Linked DNA regions of Homo sapiens: region 1 is linked to region 2. Evidence: chromatin loops called from intact Hi-C (ENCODE). Cell type or tissue: PC-9. All regions are shown on one strand. Links, peaks and the distances in the headings refer to the core of each region. The heading gives the core; the rest is flanking DNA.

Evidence for each region. A loop is a pair of places that touch in the nucleus more often than their neighbours do. Peaks named below come from ENCODE experiments on the same cell type or tissue, not always from the same donor. Only the 100,000 strongest peaks of a DNase experiment are listed, where the experiment ranks them.
Region 1: it touches region 2 in a loop (23-fold over the local background); 18 of 110 quality-filtered maps call a loop at or near these places.

The regions. Positions count from the first base shown.
Region 1 is chr3:140,919,828-140,925,207 of GRCh38, forward strand. No RefSeq gene overlaps it. Among named protein-coding and RNA genes, the nearest start is that of SLC25A36, 19 kb to the right of the region's middle. In PC-9, for the core only: CTCF peaks have their summits at 3,047 and 3,249; no DNase peak of the experiment used is centred there.
Region 2 is chr3:141,102,966-141,108,345 of GRCh38, forward strand. All of the region lies in intron 2 of SPSB4 (splA/ryanodine receptor domain and SOCS box containing 4), which reads left to right. Among named protein-coding and RNA genes, the nearest start is that of SPSB4, 54 kb to the left of the region's middle. RefSeq lists an enhancer at 1-498. In PC-9, for the core only: CTCF peaks have their summits at 2,985 (motif pointing left) and 3,195 (motif pointing right); a DNase peak (open chromatin) is centred at 3,016; H3K27me3 peaks cover 13 bases.

The DNA.
Region 1 (5,380 bases), core at 109-5,108, 180 kb before region 2:
TTGTCAATTCAAAGTTCATAGTTTGCATTGGGGTTTAGTCTTGGTGTTGTACACTCTATGGATTTTGACAAATACATAATGACATGTATCCACCATTATAGATTCATAGAGAATAGTTTCACTGCCTTAAAAATCCTCTCTGCTCCAGTAAAACAAACTACCAACAGAGTAAATAGACAACCTACAGAACAGGAGAAAATATCTGCAAACCACGCATCCAACAAATTGGATCCAGCAAATCCAAAAGATTCTGCATCCAGAATCTATAAGGAACTTAAATCAACAAACAAAAAACAAATAATCTCACTAAAAAGTGAGCAAAGGGCATGAACACACTTCTGAAAAGAAGACATACAAGCTCCACCAAACATGTCAGAAAATGCTCAGCATTACTAATCATCAGAGAGATGCAAATCAAAACCACAATGAGACACCATCTCACAACAGTCAGAATGGCGACTATTAAAAAGTCAAAAAATAACAAATGTTGGCAAGGTTGCAGAGAAAAAGTAGTGCTTATACACTGTTGCTGAGAATGTAAACTAGTTGAGCAACTGTGGAAAGCAGTTTGGAGATTTCTTAAAGAACTTAAAACAGAACCACCTTTTGACCCAGCAATCCCACTACTGGGTCTATACTCAAGGAAAATAATTTATTCAATCAAAAAGACACATGCACTTGTATGTTCATTGCAGTATTATTTACAATAGCAAAGACATGGAATCAACCCAAGTGCCTATCAAGAGTGGACTAAAGAAAATGTGGTACATATACATCATGGCATAGCATGAGCCATAAAAAAGAACAAAATTATGTCTTTTGCGGCAACATGGATGCAGCTAGAAGCCATTATTCTAAATAAATTAATACAAAAACAAAACAAAATAACACATATTCTCACTTATAAATGGCAGCTAAACACTGGGGACACACTGAGACAAAGATGGGAACAATAGGCACTGGGGACTCCAAAAGGGGAGAGGGAGGGAGAAGAGCAGGGGTTGAAAAACTGCATGTTCACTATTTGGGTGACAGGATTAATAGAAGCCCAAACCTCAGCATCATGCGATATATTCGTGTAACAAATGTGTGCATGTACCCCCAAATCTAAAATTTAAAAGAAATCAAGTATCTAATAAACAACATATCTCATCCATATCTCATCCTCTGTTCTCTGCCTAGTCATCCTTTGCTCTCCCCAACTCCTAGCAACTACTGATCTTTTTACTGTCTTCATAGTTTTGCCTTTCCAAGAATGCCATATAGTTGGAATTATCTAAGATGTAGTACTTTCAGATTGGCTTCTTTCACTTAATGATATGCACTTAAGTCTCCTCCATGTCTTTTCATGGCTTGATAGTGGGTATCTTTTTACTGCTGAATAATATTCCACTGTATGGAAGTACCTCCATAGTTTATTTATCCATTCACATACAGAAGGGCATCTTGGTTGCTTCCAAGTTTGGACAATTATGAATAAAGCTATTATAAACATCCATGTGCAGGTTTTGTGTGGACATAATTTTGTAGTTCATTTGGATAAACAGGACATAGTAGAAGTAACTTTAGTTTGTAAGAAACTGTCCAACTATCTTCCAAAGTGGCTGTGCAATTTTGCATTCCCACTGGCAGTAAATGAGAGTTCCTATTGCTCCATGTCCTCACCAGCATTTTGTATTGTCAGTGTTTTCGATTTTGGCCATCCTAATGGGTGTGTAATGGTATCTCATTGCTGTTTTAATTTGCAATTCCCTAATGACATAAGATGTTGAACATCTTTTCACATGCTTATTTGGCATCTGTGTATCTTCTTTAGTGAGATGACCAGGTCTTTTGCCCATTTTTAAAATCAGATTGTTTATTTTCTTATTGTTGAGTTTTAAGAGTTCTTTGTATATTTTGGATAACAGTCTTTTTCAGATATGTTTTGCAAATATTTTGTCCTAGGCTGTGACTTGTCTTCTTACCTTCATGACTTGGCTTCACTTTTTTATTTAAATCTTTGATCCACCTGGAAATTATTTTGATCTAAAGAATGAGGTTAGGAATCCAGGTATTGTTTGGTTTTTATAGATATGCTAATTCAGTTATCTCAACATGACTTATTGAATAATTTATCTTCCCCCAGTGATTTGAAATGCCACTTTCATGCTAAATTTTCATATGTACTTAGATCTAAAAAACAGAATGCTTTTTAAAGTCTGTATTTTGTGGTTACTTAAAATAGAGGGCACCTATATATACCTAACATTATAAACCACTGTTGTGTAACTGCATTGGGCTGGGATTTCCCCAAGGACTTATTGGGGACTCCATGAGAACAGAGGCCATTAGCCTGGGAGCTCCTTGAACTTGTCTACTCTCTCAAACTGACCATTCCCTAAGGGCAGGAATCCAACTGTACCTATAAAGAGGCCTTCCCACAAAAAGACATTCCTTCCCCCATTAGATAAAAGGGCCCTTTTGCTTCTGTGAAGATGAGAATGCCAAAGGCAGAGGCTGTGGCCTCTGTATCATCTCCACAAATCACTGGATACCTGCCTGGAATACTGGCCATTCTCTCCTCTTTATTGATTGTCTCTCCACTTCTTAAAACTGTGTTCCTGGCCTCAGGGCCTTCTGAAGAGAGGGTGGCAATGTGTGTTGTGGACCAAGTAAAAGTGATGACCACCTCTGTTTGGTGTCCAGAGCTGACATTCCTCCTGGACAGCAGAAAAACACTTGGGGATAGAGGGTTGCCTTCCCTTCAAAGTCAGGCCTCTCAGGAAGTCAGGTTCCTTACTTCTTGGCCAGCTCAGTGGTCTGGGCAGGAAGAAAAGGTCTTCAGCTTCGTGACCTCTGCATGTCCCATTCCTCACCTCCTCCAGAACTGTTTTGCTTTCCTCTGCATTGCCAGCTGCTGCCCTCCCCACCCTGGGCTTCTCCTTCCTTTTGAATGTTTTATTTTCCTTTTCATAAAAGATAAGTTTGCAGCTTTCCTTAAGAGATCAGGATGGAGTTGAGCAGAGAGTCCTCTAGGTGGAGTAGTTATCTATGGAGACACAAAGAAGGGGATGTTGATGAAACCCTCAGTATCATCAGTGAGGGTTTCATCAATATCCCCTTCTTTGTCTCACCACAGATAACTACTCAGGAACCTGAATTGGGGGAGTTTTAGTATTTTCAAGAATTCCACATGTCAAAGTTACTCACTGCTGCCCAGACTTTGTGTTAGCAAAAATTCATTATTATTATTTCATAAGGAATAAATTAATAAAACATGCAATTAAATGTTCCCTTTTAGCAACTCTATATCATTAAGGCCTGCAGGCTCAGGTCTCCACTGATGAGCTTGCTCCGCAGGCAGATCTGAGACAGAGGCTCAGCTGCTCAGGTGAGATGGGGCAGCCAGCAGCCCTCCGCTGAGCCCCACAGTAAGCAGTGGAGGGAGAGACTAGCGCAGAGGACAGAAGGGCACTAAGGGATGTCAGGGAGGGGTTGGGAGGTTGGAGGGTGCATTTCCAGCTCTGATACTCACCACTGTTTTCACTAGAGTCTCTGTTTCTTCATATCTAAGATGATGGTGGCAATTCCCTCTCACATGATTGTCATGAGGATGAAATGAAGCTGCATATAAAGCAGGTATCTGGCATATAGGGACTTGAATGGCACTTACTATTCCAATCAAGTCATCCAAGACTCATTACAGTGGCCTTGTTGTAGTCATGGAAAGTGTTCATAGATTAGCACCTCATACTGCAATGATGAATTTGGGTTGATAATTATTTTACTTTATTTTATTTTATTTTTTTGAGAGGCAGAGTCTCACTCTGTCACCCAGGCTGGAGTGCAATGGCACAATCTCGGCTCACTGCAACCTGCGCCTCCCGGGTTCAAGTGATTCTCTGCCTCAGCCTCCCAAGTAGCTGGGATTACAGGCACATGCCACCACACCCAGATAATCTGTTGTATTTTTAGTAGAGACGGGGTTTCACCGTGTTAGCCAGGATGGTCTCGATCTCCTGACCTTGTGAACCTCCCACCTCGGCCTCCCAAAGTGATAATTATATTTTTATAAAAGATGCCATGCATTTTCTCTTTTTGTTTGTTCTTGATTGACTAAAACAGCAGAAGGTGCCATGTACTTTCTTCCTCATCCCCACCCACTTACTCTCCCCCTTATCTTTGGCCCTCCATCTAGCAGAAAATCTGTATTCCTCTATGAGTACTCTAAGCCACACCTACAATCGCCCTAATCTAACATGACTGATGTCCTTATAAGAAGAGGAGACTGGAACACAGATACACACTGACAGACAACCATGTGGCAGGGTCCCAATGAGAAGGCAGCCATCTGCAAGCTAAGGAGCAAGACCTTAGAAGAAACCAAGCCTCCCAAAATGTCCATCTTGGGCTTCTAGCCTCCAAAACTGTAAGCAAATTTCTGTTGGTGGAGCTACCTGATCTGTGGTACTTTTTGTTATGGCAGCTCCAGCAAACTCATACTACCCACCTCTTCACGTGGCTGGCTCCTTCTTATTCTCTGTTTTCAGCATGAATGTCATATCCTCAGAGAGTGTGCCCCTAACCACTCGGTCTAAACAACACCCTCCTCTCATTTGTTTTTCCATAAAATTGTTTACATTGTAAAATTATTTTACTTACTGACCAGTGTATTGTCTGTTTTACAATAGAATATAACTTCAGCGACAGCTGTCACCTTGTCTGTCTTACTGCTCTGCTAGGACAGTACTTGGCACAGGGTAGGCATGTGGAAAAATATTTCTTGGATGTCCATGTTGCCAAGTGCCAATGAAGCTACAGAGACAAATATGAGATGGCTCCCAGCCTGGGACAGCACAGTGCCTTTCGTATGCCAGGAATCTTGGCACTCAGGGAGTACATGAGCCCAAGGTGTGGACAGAACGGGGTCTGGTGAGGTCAGCCCAGAGCTGCGGAGGCCTAAAGTAGGGGAGAGAGATTTTCCAGAGGGAGGCATATCTGAAAGCCCAAAAGAATGAAACAACTGTGTGAGTATGAACAACAGCAGCAGCTCAGCAGGCCTAGAGTAACTTGTGCTTGTTCAAGGCAGGAGGGTGGGAGGGAGAGGTAGACACGGATTTCACCATGAAAGGCTTGAGTGCCAAGCTAAGGGATTTGAACTTTCTTTTATCTATTCCCACCCCTCCTCTCCCTTATAAGTAGAAAAATGAATAAATTCAACCTACAAGGTTTATCTCATATACTTATATGTGAGATAATATGTTATGTAAAAGCATCCACCAATAGGTCAGATACCTAGCTGATAAAAATCAGTTGAATAAAAGTTAGTTGCATAACTGTCAATAGACATTTTCTTTCTTAGACCCAAATGGATGGTGGACAATTTCTCACCCACAGT
Region 2 (5,380 bases), core at 176-5,175:
CTAAAAGAGGATTTCCTGCAGCCCAAACCAGATACGGTCACTTACAAAAAAAGGAATGGCTCCCAAGTGGCCGCGCCTGTCCTGGGTGCTGCATAAAGCTGTTTGATGTCTCTGTTTTCCCAATACCTGATTGTTAACAACAGGGCTTTAGGAATCCCAGTGGCAAAGGGGCAGCCTCTGAAGACAGCAGCCTACACTGGCCTGGAGCCATGTCCCCCTCTGAGCTGGCTCCATTTGCAGACCTAGCATGCCCTTTCAAGGCACAATTAATTCTAAAGCAGGAGCTGATAACAGTGAACCCTGGGGTAGGCCACATCCCCCAAGGCAAGTCAACTAGGACTTGTTACTGAGCTACTCCAGGTCAGGCACAGTGTGGACACAGAGGGGCCCCACGACAGGGAGCAAAGAGCTTCCCATCCAGCTCACTCATCAACCCAAGGAAATGGCAGCATCGGAACAGCACACACTTTTGGTGCCCTCAGCTGTACACAATCCTGACCCTGAAAATGAATGGAAAAGACTCAGTTGGTGCCTGGGAAGGAATCAGCTTCTGTCCTGAAGTATATTAAAGAAAGGTCTTCTCAGGTGCTACTTGCTTGCAGTTCATTTATACCTCCCTGGTTACCTGCCTCCCATTCCCTCCGCACAACAAACCACAAATGAGAATGTAGGGTAGGTAAGGCCAGAGACAGGCACACCAGCCGCAACCCTCCAACAGCGAACTGCCTACCCACATGAGGGACACAGAACAGCCACAGCAAACAAGAACTCTTAAAGTGCAGCTGTCCGGAGCCATTCAGCAAAGGGGCATGAGGCCCAGCCCTCAGGAGCCAGGCAGAGCAAGGTTGTAGTACCAAAAATGACCTTTTTTTTTTTTTTCCTTCTAATTCTGAATCCTCCAGAATGGATTCAGTTATGTTTAGGGTGATTAGTTCAAGATCAGGGAATAATGAGTCTTAGAAAAATTCCCACCCAAAGAGATCATGCTCAAAGTAGGTTCGTCACTTAAAAGGACCATTGATCCGACAAATTCACTCATGTTGAGAAAGCTTTCCCCAACAGTTTCCAATAAATGAGGTGTCAGTGAAATGATCTCAGCAGTGAAATAAATAATACCAGCATTAAACTATAAAGCAGCCCCTAGAAGGGTGTGATTATCTAGTGAGGGGTACAGACAAGGAGTGCCTGCAGGTCCCTGCGGGTGCAGAATGACAGAGGGACTGGGCCGAGAGGAGGACCTTGTGCAGCATTGAAATGGGGCAGGAATGGGCTGGAGGGAGAGGGCAGGGGAAAAGCACTCCAGGCAGTGGGAGTGGCAGGAGCAAAGGCAAGGGGCTGGAATGTGCTTCATTTCTTGGGGAAGGGGAAGAAAGTACATGAGACTGGCAAGAGGGAAGTTTGTGGGTAGATTCCTTGAGGAGAGCCTGCTGGGGCCAGACTGTGACCTGGACACGCTGCAGACACCTCCCAGGTGGCTGCCACTGACCAGCCACAGAAGCTTCTTTGAGGGCCTCCCAGACACACCCCCAAGGATCTCCTCTGCATGGCAGATGGCTGGGGTTGTTTTTGGCAGCTTAGATTCTGGAAGTCTGTGGGAGGAGATGGCCAGGCGGGAATGAAAGGCTGCCAGACCTCGTGACCTGCACACAGGTGGCCGGTGTCAGGCAGGCAGTGGTGTCTGCAGACTTTGCTGCCCAGACCTGGGCAGGGCCTGCCAGGGCGTCCTGGGAGCCAGCACAGGCTGCGCGGCCGGCCCATCACAAGTGAGCCTTTGTGGCCCCGGTTTACGAAACCAGCCAAATATTTTCCTTGTCACTTTATGAGGTGCTAGGTCTACCCATTCAAGCTGGGAAAAATAAAGCGTCACAGAATTTGCGCCGTTAGAGTTGAGGAGGTTTGAAGTGAACCAATGCTCCTTTTAAAAGAATTCTGTGCCCCTGGGAAGGCCTGTCAGCCTGAGGGGTAGGAGTACACCCAAGATCCCACCTCTGGAAGGGATGGGTACCATCCAAGCCGCCTGCAGGTTTTACAGACGTAGAGAATGAGGCCCTGAGTCTGGAAAGTCTTCAGCCCACAAGGCGGATGGAGTCAGATGAATGAGGAGACTGAGTTCCTTAAATATCTTTAGCACCATACATTCAGGAACCATTTTAGCCTCTTTTTCACAGGTGAGGCCAGAAAGGCTCACAGAAAAGGGTGGATGGGAATTCTCCTTCAGAACTTCACTGCAAGGCAGAAAGGATTCCAGAAGGGCTTTGAGGCTGAGGTGCGTGGTGAAACGGGATGTTACACACTGAAGTTGAAAAGCATCCGCCTTGTGCAGTAAGCCAGTGGGCAGTCACCATTGCGCTGATTCCTGGCCTCCCACTGAGTTCCCACATCCCCTACAAAGCCCCATTTCTTACTGCCCATGGCCTATAATTTCATTGGTAGATCTGCTTCCCTTTTGCCTCTAGTAATAAGTTTCATTTATTGGGTACTTGCTATATTATGCCAAGCATTCCACTAGGTACCTCATTCATTCATTTAACTGAGATTTATCAAACACCTACTATATGCTGCCCCCCGAGGATGCAGCAGCCCTGTCTGGCGTAGTATTGAATCCATTGTTACAGATGGATCATTTGAGCTCAAAGAGAAGTGACTTGCCGAAGACATACAGCTAATACACGGCAGAGTTGAATTTCAAAGCCAGGCGGGTCTGACTTCAAGGTATGGCTTCTCTCCACTCCCTCATTGACAGGGTTAGGAAGAGGCAAGTAATTAATAAAGAAGACACAATGTAAGTAATCATAATTCTTTTCTTTGCCTTCAAAGTTATAATAAAATAGATTAAAGTTTTAAATGCTTACTACGTTTTTTAAAAAAATTTCTTTTCCATCTCCCTTTCCTGGTAAACTGCTTATTATCTTTTAGATGAAATAAAGATACACTTTCATAAAAGAGAATCCGTGATGGCCACTTAAAATTCCACACTACATGTGGTAACTACATCGCCACCTGGTGGTACAGATTTTGCATAACGGGATGTAAATCAAGAGCAAAGACAACAGCTATGGGCCATTGGAAGGGACTACAATTTGGAAGTGAGAATTCAGAGGTTCTAGTCTGTGCTCTGCCCTAGACTGGCCGTGGTGGCACTGAGTCAGCCACTCCAGCCCTCTAGGTGGCAGATCCTTTTTTTGCAGCTCCTGTGTGGGCTGGTGTCCCTGGAGACTCCGTTTTAACTTGGACATTCCCTCTTTATTGTCCTCCTATGTTGCACTGAACTCAAAGAAAAATGCTCAGGTGGGTTTTGAGGTACCAGTTGGGGAGATAGTGTGGGGCAAGGCTTTCTGGAGCCCTCGGGCCACTCCATGAAGGCAGCACCTCCTCCTCTAAGTGTGCACCTTGGCCTGGCCTCAGGTATCCCATTATGGCTTTTCACCCTCCCTGGGATCTGCTCTGACTGCAGTCCTCTTAAGGGCAGTTCTCACCCCATGCCTTTCTCACCAGACCAGAGACCCTCTACCACACCCTAGGGTATCCATCAGGAATTACCTCCGATCAGAGTTCAAGAAACCAAGTTCAGGGTCTAGGATGGGCTTAGCACAGCAGAAGTAGTTTGTTAGTTGTATTCTTTTATAAGGAACAGAAGACCTGACCCCAAACTGCCTTAAGTTAATAAAAGGAATATATGTGCTTTTGTCACTGAGTAATTGTAGTTGCTTTAGCCTCACCTGTAATCCCAGGTTCAAACACCATTGGCAGGGTCTGACGTCTCTCTCTCCATTTCTCAGCTCTTCTTCCTTCGTGTCTAGTGGCACCTTAGGGGTGTCTTATGGGGCTTTAGGCCCCACACCCTCAACCTACCTGAAATAACAGGATCTAAGCAGACAGTGTTTCCTAGATCTCCCATCTCACAGACCACCACTCCTGAGCCCCTCCTACATACACATTCTAGAGGCCTCTGTATGGGGTCATCTTTCTCAGGTCCCCAAATGACTTCAAGGAGGCCCTGGGTCCACCTGTTGCTCCTTCTTATTGCAGGCCATGCCCAGCACAAGTCCTGGAATCCACTCTCATGGGCCCCACTGGGATCTCAGGCTCACCCCTGAACCAGTCAGTCACAGTGGCCACTGGACTGGAATGTGCTGATTGGCTCAGCCTGGTCAGAGGCTCCACGCCTGGGGTTGGGATGGGGCAAAGCCTCAGGAAAAACACACTCCCCAAGGGATCTGAAATGTTTTACCTAAAGGGCAGGTGACGGATGCTGGAGGCAAAACCATCAGAAATCCATTAGTAATTAACATAAAAGTTAGTAGAATGGAAGTTCATACATTATTTATCTTTTGAGTAAATCAGAGTGATAAGACTATCTTAATGGTAATGTCGCTTCATTCACTGGAAAGGTGTGTTCATAGGAATGCAAAAGGCTTAGGAAAAAAATAAATAAGACGAGAAGAGTCTGTTCAGCGACAGAGAAAACAGAGTTGGGCCTGGCCTCTGTCCTGTCCCCACTATGTGTCCATCCAGGGCAAGGACAGTATTGGTGAAGACATGTTTCAACAATGCCTTCAACTCAGCCCTGAAGAAGAAAGGTAGTCCCTTAGGTTTCTGAGTTTCCTTCTGGGAGTCTGTCTTGCATGTGAATATCATCCTGTAACTATTGGGACAGCCTTACATCCCCTCTGCTAGTCTCTAAAATTGACTTGAAGATTTTTATTTGTGCCCAGGCACAGTGGCTCAGGCCTGTAATCCCAGCACTTTGGGAGGCCAAGACAGGTGGATCACCTGAGGTTAGGAGTTCAAGACCAGCCTGGGCAACATGGTGAACTTTTCTCTACTAAAAGTACAAAAATTAGCCAGGCATGGTGGCTCAAGCCTGTAATCCCAGCTACTTGGGAGGCTGAGGCACGAACATCACTTGAACGCAGGAGGTGGAGGTTGCAGTGAACCGAGATCACACCACTGCACTCCAGCCTGGGCAACAGAGCGAGACTCTGTCTTAAAAAAAAAAATAAAATAAAAGATTTTTATTTGTCTGCGGTGGCCTCTTTCGCTGTTCTGTCCTGCTTGGGCTAATGTTTAAAATTCCAGATAGAGTGTCCAAGTGGGCAGGGCCTTAGGGACTCTGGTGCAAGCCCCTTCTGCTGTGAATGGGGGCCAGCGAGGGTCAGAGTCTTACTGAATTCACAGAGCTAGTTAAATCACCGAGCTCAGGAGCCTCTGCCTGGCAACCCCTTCTCGTGGGAGTCTCGTTACCACAGGGTTCCCAAGCAGGCAGACAGAGAGGCAGCCAAGGTGAAGGCCCCGATGACACCTTTGCTATGAATAACCCACAAAATCAATTACTGCAGTGGGCAGAGCAGCAGCCAGGCCCTTCACTGTGTGCTGCTGG